2 separate regions of the Homo sapiens genome follow, and region 2 is linked to region 1. A link is an interaction called in ENCODE POLR2A ChIA-PET data of the cell type or tissue named here. Cell type or tissue: K562. All regions are shown on one strand.

Region 1 (8,000 bases):
AGGTGGGAGTATCGCTTGGGCCCAGGAGACTGAGGCTGCAGTGAGCCATGATTGCACCACTGCACTCCAGCCTGGGTGACAGAGTGAGACTCTGTCTCAAGAAAATAAATAATTTTTTTTAATTTAAAAAAAAACAAAAAACAGCCTGGGTAACATGGCAAAACCCTGTCTCTACAAAAAGTAGAAAAAGTTAGCTAGGTGGCCAGGCGCAGTGGCTCATGCCTGTAATCCCAGCATTTTGGGAGGCCGAGGCAGGCAGATCACCTGAGGTCGGGAGTTCAAGACCAGCCTGACCAACATGGAGAAACCCTGTCTTTACTAAAAATACAAAATTAGCAGGGCGTGGTGGTGGGTGCCTGTAATCCCAGCTACTCGGGCAGCTGAGGCAGGAGAATCGCTTGAACCCAGGAGGGGAGGTTGCGGTGAGCCGAGATCACGCCATTGCACTCCAGCCTGGGCAACAAGAGTGAAACTCCTTCTCAAAAAAAAAAAAGAAAAAGGAAGGAAAGAAGGAAAGAAAGAAAGAGAGAGAAAAAGGAAAGGAAAGGAAAGAACGAGGAGGGGAGGGGAAGGGGAAGGGGAAGGGGGAAAGAAAGAAAGAAAGGAAGGAAGGCCAGTCGCGGTGGCTCACGCCTGTAATCCCAGCACTTTGGGAGGCCGAGGCGGGCAGATCACAAGGTCAGGAGATCGAGACCATCCTGGCTAACACAGTGAAACCCCATCTCTACTAAAAATACAAAAAAGTTGGGCCAGGCGCAGTGGCTTACGCCTGTAATCCCAGCACTTTGGGAGGCCGAGGCGGGAGGATCACGAGGTTAGGAGTTCGAGACCAGCCTGACCAACATGGTGAAACCCCGTCTCTACTAAAAATACAAAAATTATCCAGGCATGGTGGCACGTGCCTGTAATCCCAGCTATTCAGGAGGTTGAGGCAGGAGAATTGCTTGAACCAGGGAGGCGAAGGTTGCAGTGAACCGAGATCGCGCCACTGCAATCCAGCCTGGGCGACAGAGCGAGACTCTGTCTCAAGAAAAAAACAAAGAAAAAAATACAAAAAAATTAGCCGGGCGTGGTGGCGGGCGCCTGTAGTCCCAGCTATTCAGGAGGCTGAGGCAGGAGAATGGCATGAACCCGGGAGGCAGAGCTTGCAGTGAGCCGAGATCGCACCACTGCACTCCAGCCTGGGCGACAGAGAGAGACCCCGTCTCAAAAAAAAAAAAAAAAAAGAAAGAAAGAAAGAAAAGAAAAGAAAAAGAAAGAGAAAGAAAGAAAGAAAGAGGTTTTTGCGGATTTAAGTTAAGTTACGACGATGTCATGGGGTGTCCTAATAGGAGGAGATGGACAGCAACAAAAACACAAAGGAAGATCATCATGGGATGATGGAGGCAAAGATGTGGCCATAAAAAAAACCACAGAACCTCAGGAATTGCTGGCAACCACCAGAAGCTAAGAGAGAGTCAATAAAAGCTCCTCCTTAGAACCTTCAGTGGAAGTATAGCCCTGCCAATCCCTTGACTCCAGGCCTCTGGCCTCCAGAACCGCAAGATAATCCATTTCTGTTGTTTTCGGCCATGCGCTTTGTTACAGCCACCACATGAATCTAATACCTACCCAGGGTCTTTGAAATATCTACAGTTCTCTAGGCACCCTAGGCCAAGAGATGACATTCCTCATAGAGAAGAAAGGAAGGGAGGGGGCTCCGGTAGATTTAGGGTACTCCAGGATACCTACCAATAAAACCATGGAGGCCCGGGTCCCAGGGGGCCGCGGGGGGAGCTGGAGATAAGTGGGGGAGCCAGAGTGTGCCTGGGAGGAACGTTGAAATGGAGATGTTTAGAAACTGGCATGTCTGGGAGACTTTTCATTTTGTTCTGTACTAAGAAAAATTCTTCTGCCTTGGGATCCTGTTGATCTATGACCTTACCCCCAACCCTGTGCTCTCTGAAACATGTGCTGTGTCCACTCAGGGTTAAATGGATTAAGGGCAGTGCAAGATGTGCTTTGTTAAACAGATGCTTGAAGGCAGCATGCTCGTTAAGAGTCATCACCACTCCCTAATCTCAAGTACCCAGGGACACAAACACTGCGGAAGGCCGCAGGGTCCTCTGCCTAGGAAAACCAGAGACCTTTGTTCACTTGTTTATCTGCTGACCTTCCCTCCACTATTGTCCTATGACCCTGCCAAATCCCCCTCTGCGAGAAACACCCAAGAATGATCAATAAAAAAATAATAATAATAATTAAAAAAAAAAAGAAACTGGCATGTCTTAGTGACAAATAGTAGAGTGGGCATGTCCATAATTGAAGTGCTTTAGGAGATATTTTGAGGTTCAGAACTGGGCCCTCTCAACTTCCTCAACTACCTGCTCTCCAGCTGTGTGCCACTGTGGGGACACAGAGGGTGATAATAAATGCACCAGCCTGGCAAAACAGCCCCACAAGATGATGGAATTTGCTACTCTCATTCTCAGACTTGCAGTCAGCTGTGGATATTCTGAGCTACCGTCCCATGATGCTCAGACAAAACAGCAGGCAACCAACTTGCAAGGTGAACTGGGGACACAAGGGAGATGCAAACCTCTCACCGCACTGTCTTGGCACAGAGTATCCAGGACTACAATCCCCATGATGCTTAAAGAGCAATGGCTGGGCCAGGCGCGGTGGCTCACGCCTGTAATCCCAGCACTTTGGGAGGCTGAGATGGGCAGATCACCTGTCAGCTGGTCAGGAGTTCGAGACCAGCTTGGTCAACATGGTGAAACCTCATCTCTACCAAAAATATAAAAATCAGCCGGACGTGGTGGCAGGTGCCTGTAATCCTAGCTACTCGGGAGGCTGAGGCAGGAGAATCGCTTGAACCCGGGAGACAGAGGTTGTAGTGAGCCGAGATCGTGCCACTGCCCTCTAACCTTGGCGACAGAGCAAGACCTCAGTCTCAAAAAAAAAAAAAAAAAGCAATGGCCGAAGACCAGCCTAGAAAGACAGCCCAGACACCTGAGAGGAGCTGGACACCTGATAGGTTCAAGCTCTCTCTCACCTGAGCCCAGCTGAGATCATTATGGACTACAATACCCATGACACCCAGGGAGCAATGGCCTTGAGAATACGGAAAGACAGCCCTGAGGCCTGATGGGAAACGTAGTCCCCTCCTTCTCACCTCTCTGCTCACCTGTGTTCTGGGCTCCTGACTCCAGTGCTGGGGACTCCTGGGGGGCTTTCCTCCCCCAGCCTCAGAGGGAGGTCCTCGGCGGGGAGTAGGGGGTCGGGAGAGGGTCTGGCGTTGGGGGCCCCAATCCAGAGGAGGTCGGACATCAATGCGACTCAACGGGGTGTGAGGTCGGGCAGGGGGTGCTGTGTCTCCTGAGGGGGCAGGGGGTCGCCGCGCAGGGGCAGAACGGGGACGGGGGAGGCTCAGAGGCGAGGGAGGGCGAGAGAGGGGGGTGAACAGGCTGTGGGAAGGAGAGAATCGGGGAACTGAGTCAACTAGAGCCCTCTCCATCCACCTCCTTACCCATCAAGTCAGCCTCAAGGACATGTCTCACTTCACTGTGTCTTACTGTCCCACTGGGTTAGAATCCTCCTCTACTGTCCAAATCCTCAGTAATGTCCGCTTTGTGGCATCTTCCCCTCCAGTCTTCTCCCCGACAGGCTGTGACCCCCACGGGAGCCCCAGCAAGTCACACACACTCAAGCAGAAAGCGCTAAGGCCCGCCCCCAACCAGTTTCCGGCCCTGCCCTTCTCTTAGGCCACGCCCACAACCATGTCCTCCCTACTCACTCGGGGCTCCTCGCCCTCCGCATCTGGAGTCCAGAGTGGAGGTCGGTTGTGGGGCTGGGAGTGAGCAGCCTGGGTCTACCACGACCTCTGGAGAGTCGAGTCACTTCCGGTGATTCTGAGATGCGCCCCTCTTCCCCTCTGCTCACCTCCGGGGGACCACCGGGGCCGCCGGGGCCCTCCCCGGGCTGGGGTCGTGCAGGTGACCTGGGTTGCCCACTAGCGAGTGGACATAGACAAGATATCACTCCTTCGAACTTCATAACAGCCCTATTCTCTTGTCACAGGTGAGAACACAAGGATGCACCCAAAAAAGGAAAGTTGTGCACTATAAATCATCGTCCCCCTTCTTCAGAAGGGGAAACTGAGGCCTCCAATGTGAAACTGACCTGTGCGCCAGGCCACAACGTCTATCCAGGTTGCTGGACCCAATGCCCCGGAATATGGGATAGACTCAGCCAGGTAGTCCAGTTTCCAGCCTGATAATTGGCGCAGGCCATGTCAGAGCCTAAGAGATAGTCTGACATTTTTTTAAAATCTGATACTATCTTTTACCTGGCATTGTTTAGGTGGCAGCTCAGGGGACTTCAGAAGGAGCCAATCAGAGAGTGTGCAATATTGATCATTCCTGGAGCAGAGCTGAGTGCGTGACTGAAGGGTCAGCTTGGGGGCGGGGACGGACAAGGTGGTGGGCGGAACTTAAGGGAGAAAGACTTTTGCTGATTGGAAAAGTTCCCTGGAGGTGGGGCCTAGAAGACGAGGCGCCTTAGCTAGAAGACTGGTGATTGGACACTCAAGGGGGCAGGGCCCCAAAGGGGAGGAGTTGGGATGACGAGACTGACTCAGGGTGGAGGGTCAGGAGCATGGCTTGGACCTCTACTCACTAGTCGTCCCCCTCCGCACGGGAGGCCCGGCCCAGCGCCCGTAGCCAGCCCCGCAGGTCTTCTAAGGTGTCAGCGGCCAAAACGTAGGTCCTCATGCCCGGGTGCTCTGCCTGCGGGAAGAGAAGGCTTGGAATCCGGACTCCCGGGCCTTGTAAAAAGGAGGACAGGCCGGACCGGTGACTCATTCCAGTAAACCCAGTGCTTTGGGAGGCCGATGCGGGAGGATGGCTTGAGACCAGCCTAGGCAACATAATGAGACACCCCCCTCCACCTCCTTCCGCCCCCGTCTCTACAAAAAAATCAAAAAATTAGCCGGACGTGGTGGAGCGCACCTGTAGTCCCAGCTACCGGGGAGACTGAGGCAGGAAGACTGCACTTTGCGTCGCTGCACGCCAGCCTGGGTGACAGAGCAAGACCGTCAAGAAAGAAAGGAAAGAGGGAAAGAGGGAAGGGAAGGGAGAGAAAGAAAGAGAGAAAGAGAAAGAAAGAAAGAGAGAGAGAGAAAAAAAAAGGAAAGGAAAGGAAAAAGGAAAGGAAAGGAAAGGAAAATGGAAAGGAAAGGAAAGGAAAGGACTGGACAGACGCGGTGGCTCATGCCTGTAATCCCAGCACTTTGGGAGGCTGAGGTAGGCGGATCACCTGAGGCCAGGAGTTTGAGACCAGCCTGGCCAACATGGCGAAACCCCATCTCTACTAAAAATACAAAAAATTAGCCAGGCGTGGTGGCGTGCGCCTGTAATCCCAGCTACTCCAGAGGCTGAGGCAGGAGAATCCGTTGAACCCAGGAGGCGGAGGTTGCAGTGAGCCGAGATCGCACCACTGCACTCCAGCCTGGGTGACAGAGAGAGACTCTGTCTCAAAAAACAACAAAACAAAAAAACAAACCAAAACAAAACAAAACGAGGATGCAATTGACGCTTGTCAAGACCTTTTATCTCCAGTAATGGATATTCCAGTGCTTGTTAGGACTTGGAGTTTCCTCGACAGATATCTACCCGCCCTCATCTCCAGTTCCCATCGCCTGGTGCACAACATGGATGGATGGACTCACGGTGAAGGTGAAGCGCCGCCCTCGGGGGGCTCCCGGCCCATCTGGTCTAATATTGTAGCTGGGGAGCAGGACGCTGCCTAGGACACTCTCCTCGCGGCTGTCTGCAAAGAGGGGCTGGGGTCAAGGATCACACAGGGATCAGAAGGCCAAGATGCTAGAGAGAAGGGCAGACTGGGCGGGGGGGCCCTCCCACCCCAAGCCAGCCAGCCAGCCACTGACCCTTGTAATAAAAGAGGCAATGGCCGGAGAGGACGAACCAGCGGCGTTTCCAGAGACGGAGCCCCGAGCTGTCCTGGGGAGAGAGATGGGAGGAGGGGCCTGAGTAAAGGGAAACAGAAAAAGGGGATGAAGGCAGTGACGATGGGGACAGAGAGCCAGAGAGAGAAAGAAACTTGGAGAGAGGAGAACAGAGACATAAAGTAGGGATCAAGAGAGTGGGGTGAGGCCGAGCACAATGGCTCACGCCTGTAATCCCAGCACTTAGAGAGGCCAAGGCAGGTGGATCACTCAATTCCAGGAGTTTGAGACCAGCTTGGGTAACATGGCGAAACCCCATCTCTACTACTAAAAAAAAAAATTAGCCAGGTGTGGTGGCGCGTGCCTGTAGCCCCAGCTACTCCGGAGGCTGAGGAGGGAGGATCACTTGAGCCTGGGAGTGGGGTGGAGGCACAGGAGAAAGACCCAGAGAGACAGAAGAGACAGAGACACATGTTTGGGGCAATGGAGTGGATAAGAAGGAGAGCTGGAAGCCCTCTGAACATGATAGAATAGAATAGTAGCCCTACTTCTTTTCTTTTCTCTCTCTTTTTTTTTTTTTTTTGACAGAGTCTTGCTCTGTAGCTTAAGCTGGAGAGCAGTGGCATGATCTCGGCTCACGGCAACCTCTGCCTCCCAGGTTCAAATGATTCTCCTGCCTCAGCCTCCCGAGTAACTGGGATTACAGGCACGCACCACCACACCCAGCTAATTTTTGTATTTTTAGTAGAGACAGGGTTTCACTATGTTGGCCAGGCTGGTCTTGAACTCCTGACCTCAAATGATCTACCCACCTCGGCCTCCCAAAGTGCTGGGGTTACAGGCGTGAGCCACTGCGTCTGGCCTCCCCCACTTTCTTTTTTTGTTTTTTGAGATGGACTCTCGCTCTGTTGCCCAGGCTGGAGTGCAGTGGCACGATCTCAGCTCACTGCAAGCTCCGCCTCCCGGGTTCACGCCATTCTCCTGCCCCAGCCTCCCGAGTAGCTGGGACTACAGGCCCCCCGCCACCACACCCGGCTAATTTTGTTTTTGTATTTTTAGTAGAGACGGGGTTTCACCGTGTTAGCCAGGATGGTCTCGATCTCCTGACCTTGTGATCTGCCTGCCTCGGCCTCCCAAAGTGCTGGGATTACAGGCGTGAGCCACCGCACCCAGCCCCCACTTTCAAACTATGCTCTGGAACAAGTCATTTCCGCCTAGAATCCACCTTCATGTTTTCTCGTCTATCCGCTGGAGATTGAGAAGTTTTAGGGAGGTTTGGATGAGACATGGACCACATATGGGCAGACTTTAGCTGCAGAGACTTAGTCCAATTATTCTGGAGCCTGAGACACAGAGAGGCCAGGAAGGTGGCAATGAGCCATGACCCAAATGCAGCGTCTCCACCTGCCTGAACTACTCATCGCCTCTGCCTGAACTACTCCACTAACTATCTCCAACCTCGTGTGCCTCTTCTCCTCAACCCATTCCCATAGAAGCCCACATGATCTTTTAAAATTATAAGTTAGATCACGTGAGTCCCCTTTTCAAAACAGAGAATTAAGAACACTTGAAATTCAGTCTCAAATTCCTTACCATCACTTACTGTTTTTTGTTTGTTTGTTTTGTTTTGTTTTGAGATGGAGTCTCGCTCTGTCACCCAGGCTGGAGTGCAGTGGCACAATCTCGGCTGACTGCAATCTCTGCCTCCCGGGTTCAAGCGATTCTCCTGGCTCAGCCTCCTGAGTAGCTGGGACTACAGGTGCCTGCCACCATGCAGGCTAATTTAGGTTTTTTGTTTTTTTTTTTTTTTGAGACGGAGTCTTCGCTCTGTCACCCAGGCTGGAGTGCAGTGGCATGATCTTGGCTCGCTGCAAGCTCCACCTCCTGGGTTCACGCCATTCTCCTACCTCAGCCTCCCAAGTAGCTGGGACTGCAGGCGACCACCACCACGCCCGGCTAATTTTTTTTTTTTTGTATTTTTTAGTAGAGATGGGGGTTCACCGTGTTAGCCAGGATGGTCTCGATCTCCTGACCTCATGATCCGCCCACCTTG
Region 2 (8,000 bases), 270 kb after region 1:
CTGACCTCAAATGATCCCCCGGGCTCAGCCTCCCAAAATGCTGGGATTACAGGCGTGAACCACCGCACCTGGCCTCATGTTCTTAAATGTAAAAGATTCCCAGTGAAGTGTTCTACATAATGTTTTCCTTCCCCCGGTTCTAGGTTCTAGGCCCATTCATTTTCTGTCATTTTTTCCCCAGTGCAGCCTTAGTTTAGAACTTGTCCCCTGGTGGATCGTGGGTTTTCTCCTCCATCTGCCACTTTGGCATTCTAAGCTTGTTCTAGGCTCTCTCTTCTTCTGGAGCCTTCAGCCTAGAAATGTCCTTATTTCCAGAACAGCCCCCCTCCTTTGCCAGCCTCAGTCTTTATTCCAGGAAATGCTCAATTCTCAACATGCATCCTTTTGATCCCTCCCCCTCCCCGCCCTATAGACACTTGTAAGTTCCAAGCAAACTCTTAGACACATGATAAAACCAAGGATGTGACTCCTGCTATATTCTTTTTTAAAAATGTAATTAAATTTTTAAAAAATCTATTTATTTATTTATTTTGAGACCAGGTTATGAGACTGGTTAATTTTTGTATTTTTTTGTAGAGACAGGGTTTCACCATGTTTCCCAGGCTGGTCTCAAACCCCTGGGCTCGAGTGATCCTCCCACCTTGGCCTCCCATAGTGCTGGGATTACAGGCATGAGCCACCGCGCCTGGCCCCCTGCTATATTCTGTGTTATACCTTCATCCCTAGCAGGCTCTGAGTTCTAGATTTTATCTGCTGACTATGTTTGTTATGTGTTGCATTAGGTATATTAATGGGTGTCATTATGTATGTGGGGTTCTGGGGTGACCTGGACACTAAGTTATTGGGTTGCTCTTGGCTGGTTCTAGATTATAGGCTTCAGAACTTAGTTCTAGATTACTTAGGCCTATGAGCGGTTCTTACCCCAAGCCATTGAAAGCGTGGAAGCATACGTCTATTCCCCACCCTGTACTGTGTGTAGTAACCTTCTAGGTTCTATGTCCAGCCTTGCTGTGTTTTTTATTTCCTTCTCGGTCAATTTAAGGCTCTGGAACAGGCTCCCCAAAACATCTGTGTTGCATCGTCAGAGTGGGTTGCTGGTTTTAGATATCATGTTGGGGCTGGGCGCGGTGGCTCATGCCTATAATCTCAGCACTTTGGGAGGCCGAGGCGGGTGGATCACGAGGTCAGGAGATTGAGCTCATCCTGGCTAACATGGTGAAACCCGTCTCTACTAAACATACAAAAAATAATTAGCCGGGCGTGGCGGCACGAGCCTGTAGTCGCAGTTACTTGGGAAGCTGAGGCAGGAGAATCGCTTGAACCCGGGAGGCAGAGGTTGCAGTGAGCCGAGATCACGCCAGCGCACTCCAGCCTGGGCGATAGAGTGAGACTCCGTCTCAAAAAAAAAAAATAGAGATCATGTTGGTTTTTTGCCTATGGCTGGCTTGCCCTCTTAGAATCGTTTTCCTGAATCTTTCCTCTGAGTGCTGGGATTCGCCTGCCTAGATTCTCAGATGCACCACTTCAAACACCCAAGGGGACAGGAACCCAGCTGCCTCCTCTCCCAGGGCCCACGGCCCTCAGGCCCTCCTCTCCTCACAGAAGTCCAAGGCCCCATTCCCAGGCTTTGGACACAGTCCGCATATTGGGCGGGGCTGGGAATTATCCACGCTCAGACCGGTTATGCGTTGCCCGCAGGGAGAGAAGGAAAAGAAGGAACTGAGTGAAAGTCCCTCCTGCTTTCCGCCGGGCCAGCTGGACCCGTCGGACCTGATGTGTGTGGAGGGAGCGGTTCAGGGGGCCTGGCTTCATCTCCGCCCTGCCCCTGGCTCTAGGGACCCAAGTCCAGGCTTCCCGCCCCAGAAACCCCGCCCCTTCCTTGTCCCCCGCCCTTGGGTATAGCTTCAAGAGGGCTGGGGCTGGGGTTGGTGGGAGCGTCCCAGAACTCCTGGGTCCTGGAGGAGGAGCTGTGCACCCAGGGGCCTGGGGGAGGAGGAGCCTGAAGCCTGGGACTTCTGGGTCTAAGCGAGGAAGCTGAGAGCCCAGACTGTTGTCTCTTAGGGGAGGAGAGGGGTGCGGTCTCCGACTCCTGGGAATGGGGAGGTGGGGGCTGGAGGCGCAGGCTCCTGGGGTCTGAGAGACGAAAGGGACTGGGTCTTAGACTCCTGTGACCTGAGGGAGGCGGGAGCTAGTTCTTGGACTTCTGGGTCGTGAAGAGGGTGAAGAAGTGACAAGCATGGTCCTGGCCATACTGGTATTTTTTTTGTTTTTTTTTGTTTGTTTGTTTGTTTTGTTTTTTTTTGAGACTGGGTCTCTCTATATCGCCAAGCTGGAGTGCAGTGGCACGATCTTGGCTCACCGCAACCTCTGCCTCCCGGGTTCAAGCGATTCTCCTGCCTCAGCCTCCCGAGTAGCTGGGACTACAGGTGCGTGCCACCACGCAAGCTAATTTTTGTATTTTTAGTAGAGATGGGGTTTCACCATGTTGGCCAGGCTGGGCTCAATCTCTTGACCTCGTGATCCAACAGCCTCAGCCTCCCAAAGTGCTGGGATTACATGAGTGGGCCACCTTGCCCGGCCGTTACTGTGTTTTTTTTTTGAAATGGAATCTCACACTGTTGCCCAGGCTGGAGTTCAGTGGTGCTATCTCGGCTCACTCTAACCTCCACCTCCCGGGTTCAAGCGATTCTTGTGCCTCAGCCTCCCCAGTGGCTGGGACTACAGGTGCATGCCACCATGCCCGGCTAATTTTTTTTGTATTTTTAGTAGAGACGGGGGTCACCATGTTGCACAGCCTGGTCTTGAACTCCTGACCTCAAGTGATCTGCCCATCTCGGCCTCCCAAAGTGCTGGGATTACAGGCATGAGCCACTGCGCCCAGTCCTGGCCTTGCTTTTTTTTTTTTTTTTTTTTCTTTTCCCGAATGGAGTAGGTCTTTAGATTCTTAGGGAGCCGGGGTCCAGATTTCTGGGAAATTGAAGGAGGCAGGAGTTGGGCTGGCTAGTAGGTGAGACCAACCCTGTGACATTATACAGGTAACCACATCCTAGTGACCTAATCCTGGGTCCCTTGGCCCTGTGGCCTTCTTAAGGCATGGTTCTGGTCTGGGCCTCAGTTTTCCTACCCATGCAGTGGGTTGAGGGGGATTCTCAGTAGAGCCAGAATAGGTAGACACTGATTTTCTCCACATTCACTCATACGATACCAGGGTCGGCCAGCTTTGGTTCCTTTGAGTGGGCTAGGCTTAGGTTTGCTGCCACTGTCTGTTGGAGTCTGACCTCAGTTTTCCCAAATCCTCTCACCCAGGTAGCCAGGACTGTTTTCCTAAGAGCAATGGCACAGGCACAGTGGCATACTTTGGGATGCTGAGGCAGGAGGATCCCTTGAGTCCAGGAGTGAGACCTCATCTCCACAAAAAAAAAAAAAAAAAAAAAGGTCAGGCGCGGTGGCTCACGTCTGTAATCCCAGCACTTTGGGAGGCCGAGGCGGGCAGATCACGAGGTCAGGAGTTCGAGACCAGCCTGGCCAACATGGTGAAACCTTGTCTCTACTAAAAATACAAAAATTAGCTGGGCATGGTGGCGGGTTCCTGTAATCCCAGCTACTCGGGAGGCTGAGGGAGGAGAATTGCTTGAACCGGGACCCGGGAGGTGGAGGCTGCAGTGAGCCGAGATCGCATCACTGCACTCCAGCCTGGGTGACAGATCACTCCAGCTAAAAAAAAAAAAAAAAAAAAAAAAGAAAGTAGGGAAAGGAAAAGAAAAGAAAAGAAAAGAAAAAAATTAGCCAGGTATGCTGGTGTGTGCCTGTAGTCGCAGCTACTCAGGAGGCTGAGTTGGGAGGACTGCTCGAGTCTGGGTCGTTCAGGCTGCAGTGGGCCGTGATCGCGCCACTGAACTCCAGCCTGGGTGACAGAGTGAGACCCTGTTAAAAAAAAATAATAATAATAATAGGCCTCAGTTTCCCCTGGCAGCACCTGGTGGCCAATCTTTGGTTTCCCCGGTGGAGTGACAGGGTGGCGGTGCCTGTTTCCCTGTGTCATGATCACAGTGCCTGGGCCTCAGTTTCTTCTGTGCAGTGCTTGGTTTGCCCCCAACTATTTCCCCTACGTGGTATCCGAGTGGCTGTGCCTCAGTTTCTCTGTTGTGCCTTGACAAGGCCGGTCTGTTCCTTGCCCTCCCCGCCCCGCAGGCCCGCACCGCCGCCATGATGTGCGAGGTGATGCCCACCATCAGCGAGGATGGCCGGCGGGGCTCGGCGCTGGGCCCGGACGAGGCGGGCGGGGAGCTGGAGCGCCTCATGGTCACGATGCTCACGGAGCGCGAGCGCCTGCTGGAGACGCTGCGCGAGGCACAGGACGGGTTGGCTACAGCGCAGCTGCGGCTGCGCGAGCTCGGCCACGAGAAGGACTCGCTGCAGCGCCAGCTCAGCATCGCGCTGCCCCAGGTCTGGGCGGGACAGGGGCGGGGCATGAGGGGGCGGGGCCTCGGGGGGAAGAAGGCGGTCCGGAAGGGGCCGGGCTTGGCGCCTGGAAGGGAGGAGTCTGGGCGAGGCTTGCCGTTAATGGGCGGGGCCTGAGTGGCAAGGGACAGCGGGACTTAGCAGGGAGGGCGGGACCTTCAAACTTCCAGTCCCAGTGAATGAAGGAGACAGGGAAAGGATTGAGCCGAATGTCCAGATCCTGCCAATGTCTGGACAGGAGTTTGCAGCTCTGACGAAGGAGCTGAACTTATGTCGGGAGCAGCTGCTGGAGAGGGAGGAAGAGATTGCAGAGCTGAAGGCGGAACGGAACAACACGCGGGTGAGGGGTGTTGAGGGCGGGGCCTAAGTGGGGGCGGGGCCTCGTGGTGTTGAAGTGGGGGGCGGGGCCTCTCAGTGTTGCAGCGTGACCTATTTTTTTCCCCCATCTCGCCTTTCTGTCTTCTCCTCTTCCCTGCTCCCACTTCCTGGCTGGTCTCCCACTCTGGTGCCACTCCTTCCTCCCTGTCTCCATAACTTTTCTCTTTTCTGTACCACCGGTTCCTTGACCCCGACCTCCTCTCTTTTCCTGACCTGTCTCGGTGCTCCTTTATATGGCTCCATCTTTTCCTCCATGTGTCCGCCCTACCTGTCACCCTTTTTCTCACATCTGCCCCTTTTCCCTTGCCTCTTTTCCTTGACCCCATGCCGTGTGCTTGCAGCTGCTCCTGGAACACCTGGAGTGCCTGGTGTCCAGGCACGAGAGGTCACTGCGCATGACCGTGGTGAAGCGCCAGGCCCAGTCCCCGGGTGGGGTCTCCTCGGAGGTAGAAGTGCTCAAAGCTCTAAAGTCTCTCTTCGAGCACCACAAGGCCCTGGATGAGAAGGTATGAGAATTAGAAGAGCAGGGGTGGAGAATGGAAACCTATAGTTGACTGGGGCTGTTCTGAGTGGGAGAGATTCTGGCCGTGATTGGTTGGGGATGTTCTGAGTTGGAAGAATGTTGACTGTGATTGATTGGGACAGGATACATAGACTGGGACCTGACTGGTTGATAGCAGAAAAATAAACCAGGATGGGGGCTAACAGTGGATGGGGCAGATTGGATAGCTGGTTGCGGCTGCATACCCGTTATGGAGACAGGAGCCCCAACGCTGCCCTATCGGATCCGTCCCAGGGGTGTTCTGGACCAGGGGCAACTGTCCTAAACTGGATCTTGTCTCCAGCTGACTGTTGCCCTGCCCCGATCCCCAGGTCCGGGAGCGGCTGCGGATGGCGCTGGAGCGCGTGGCAGTGCTCGAGGAGGAGCTGGAACTGAGCAATCAGGAGGTGTGGGTGTGGCCAAGACAGGGAATTTGAATCCAAGGGGAGGGGCTAAGGGGCTGCCCACGGGGCGGAGCCGGTTGGGTGGGTTCCAGAGAGAATCTATTGGGGCAGGACTAGGGCAGACAAGCTATGGGGTTGGACTATGGAGAGAAACCAGTGGGGTTCCTAAGTGGGCACGCATTGCGCAGGGCTACGGGGAGAATCTCCCAGTGAGAGTGAGATTAAGGGTAGAACCAGGGGCTGGGGCTCAGGCTGGGACTAAGGAGGAAGTGATTGAATGGGGAAAAGCGGGGCTAAAGCGGAAACTTTGTCCAGGAGGCTAAGGGGAAGAGTAAGGGTAGACGCCCTCCGTGGTGGCAGCTAAGGAGGGATATAAGGAGGGAGGGAGCCTAAGGGTAAACCGTGGGGTAGGCATGGCCCCAGCACGACCGGAGGCATCTCATATGGGGCCGCCTATCCCCTTAGAGGGCCAATGCCAGTGAGAACTAGAGCTGGGGGTTCAGGGAGCCCCTGTGCTCTGATTCCCCTTTCACACTTCCAGACTCTGAACCTTCGAGAACAGCTGTCTAGGCGGCGGTCAGGGCTGGAAGAGCCGGGCAAGGATGGGGATGGGCAGGTGAGACATGGAAGTCCCCTCTCCGTGAGCTCCATTCAACTCCCTGACTTTGTGATAGTGTTTGTAACGTTTGGTATCATCCTCACTGGCCCTAAGACGGCTGCACCTGTAAGAGTGTCACAGAGCTTGGACCTCTGATTCAGGTCACCTAGCGAACTTCTGTGACCTCCTTCACTGACCCCCGTGGACTCTGACCAGCATGATCCTTATTGATCTTTGATCTACTTTCAGCTGATTGACTTTCTCCTTGGATTTCCTCTGTGTCTCCGGAGACACTCTGGGATCTTGTCCCCTCCTTCCCTCACTCCAGACTCTTGCCAATGGCCTGGGTCCTGGCGGGGATTCCAACCGGCGCACAGCAGAGCTGGAGGAGGCCCTGGAGCGGCAGCGCGCCGAGGTGTGCCAGCTGCGGGAGCGCCTGGCGGTGCTGTGCCGTCAGATGAGCCAGCTGGAGGAGGAGTTGGGCACCGCGCACCGTGAGCTGGGCAAGGCAGAGGAAGCCAACTCCAAGCTGCAGCGCGACCTCAAGGAGGTGAGGCCCCCAGGGAGGCGGGCTGCCCTGGGTCCCTCGCCTTTCCGTAGAGCTCTCCCTCGCGCATTGCTCATGAATGGCGGAACCTCGATTCAGTCCACAGGCTGGGTGACTCCTCTTTGAGATTCAGTTTTCCCACCTGTGAAAGGAAATGTATGATTCTCATCAGAGGGTGAGCCTGTGGCGCAGAGTAGGCGCTCCATAACTGCTCGTAATTACTTTGTTACCTAACTTTGGGTTCTTCTCTGGTGCCTCTAAATGGATTTTTTTTTTCTTTTGTGAGGCAGAGTCTGGCTGTGTCGCCCAGGCTGGAGTGCAGTGGCGTGATCTTGGCTTACTGCCACCTCTGCCTCCCGGGTTCAAGAGATTCTCCTGCCTCAGCCTCCCAAGTAGCTAGAACTACAGGCACCTGCCACCATGCACCGCTAATTTTTTTTTTTTTTTTTGTATTTTTAGTAGAGATGGGGTTTCACTATGTTGGCCAGGCTAGTCTTGAACTCTTGATCCGCCCACCTCGGCCTCCCAAAGTGTTGGGATTACAGTAGTGAGCCACCGCACCCAGCCTCTTTTTTTTTTTTTTTTTTTTTGAGATGGAGTCTAGCTGTGTCGCCCAGGCTGGAGTGCAGTGTCGGGATCTTGGCTCACTGCAACCTCTGCCTCCCAGGTTCAAGCGATTCTCCTGCCTCAGCCTCCCTAGTAGCTGGGACTACAGGTGTGCACCACCACACCTGGCTAATTTTTTTTTTTTTTTTTTTTTGTATCTTCAGTAGAAATGGGGTTTCACTATATTGGCCAGGCTGGTCTCGAACTCCTGACCTCAAGTGATCAGCTCGCCTCGGCCCAAAGTGCTGGGATTACAGGTGTGAGCCACTGCGTCCAGCCTCTAAATGGAATGTTTTGTGGGTATTTCACCCCTTTCTGGCTTAGGCCGCTTTATCCTAATCCCAGTGACCCCAGGGAGCTGCTGGGAAATGTGGACCTGGATTCTTGAAGGCAGTGGATGAGAAAGAAGAGTGAGCACTAGGACTAGCCTGGGCAACATAGCGAGACCCCGTCACTACTTAAAAA

What was found. ChIA-PET counts read pairs that join two places held together with the same protein. Peaks named below come from ENCODE experiments on the same cell type or tissue, not always from the same donor. Only the 100,000 strongest peaks of a DNase experiment are listed, where the experiment ranks them.
Region 2: POLR2A ChIA-PET joins it to region 1 with 6 read pairs; 2 of 35 experiments call an interaction of 5 or more read pairs at or near these places.

The regions. Positions count from the first base shown.
Region 1 is chr19:48,855,691-48,863,690 of GRCh38, forward strand. PLEKHA4 (pleckstrin homology domain containing A4) reads right to left here. Exons shown (of 20, transcript NM_020904.3): 4 at 5,930-6,002; 5 at 5,711-5,811; 6 at 4,660-4,769; 7 at 3,779-3,994; 8 at 3,170-3,449; 9 at 1,732-1,806. Among named protein-coding and RNA genes, the nearest start is that of PLEKHA4, 8.9 kb to the right of the region's middle. RefSeq lists a silencer at 3,840-3,919. In K562, no CTCF peak of the experiment used is centred here; DNase peaks (open chromatin) are centred at 3,121, 3,741 and 4,561; H3K4me3 peaks cover 2,137 bases.
Region 2 is chr19:49,123,668-49,131,667 of GRCh38, forward strand. It overlaps PPFIA3 (PPFI scaffold protein A3), which reads left to right. Exons shown (of 30, transcript NM_003660.4): 2 at 4,192-4,446; 3 at 4,700-4,801; 4 at 5,181-5,345; 5 at 5,713-5,787; 6 at 6,326-6,400; 7 at 6,711-6,932. The coding sequence starts at 4,207. Among named protein-coding and RNA genes, the nearest start is that of PPFIA3, 8.1 kb to the left of the region's middle. RefSeq lists a silencer at 4,206-4,605. In K562, a CTCF peak has its summit at 4,323; DNase peaks (open chromatin) are centred at 4,424, 4,824 and 5,834; H3K4me3 peaks cover 1,911 bases.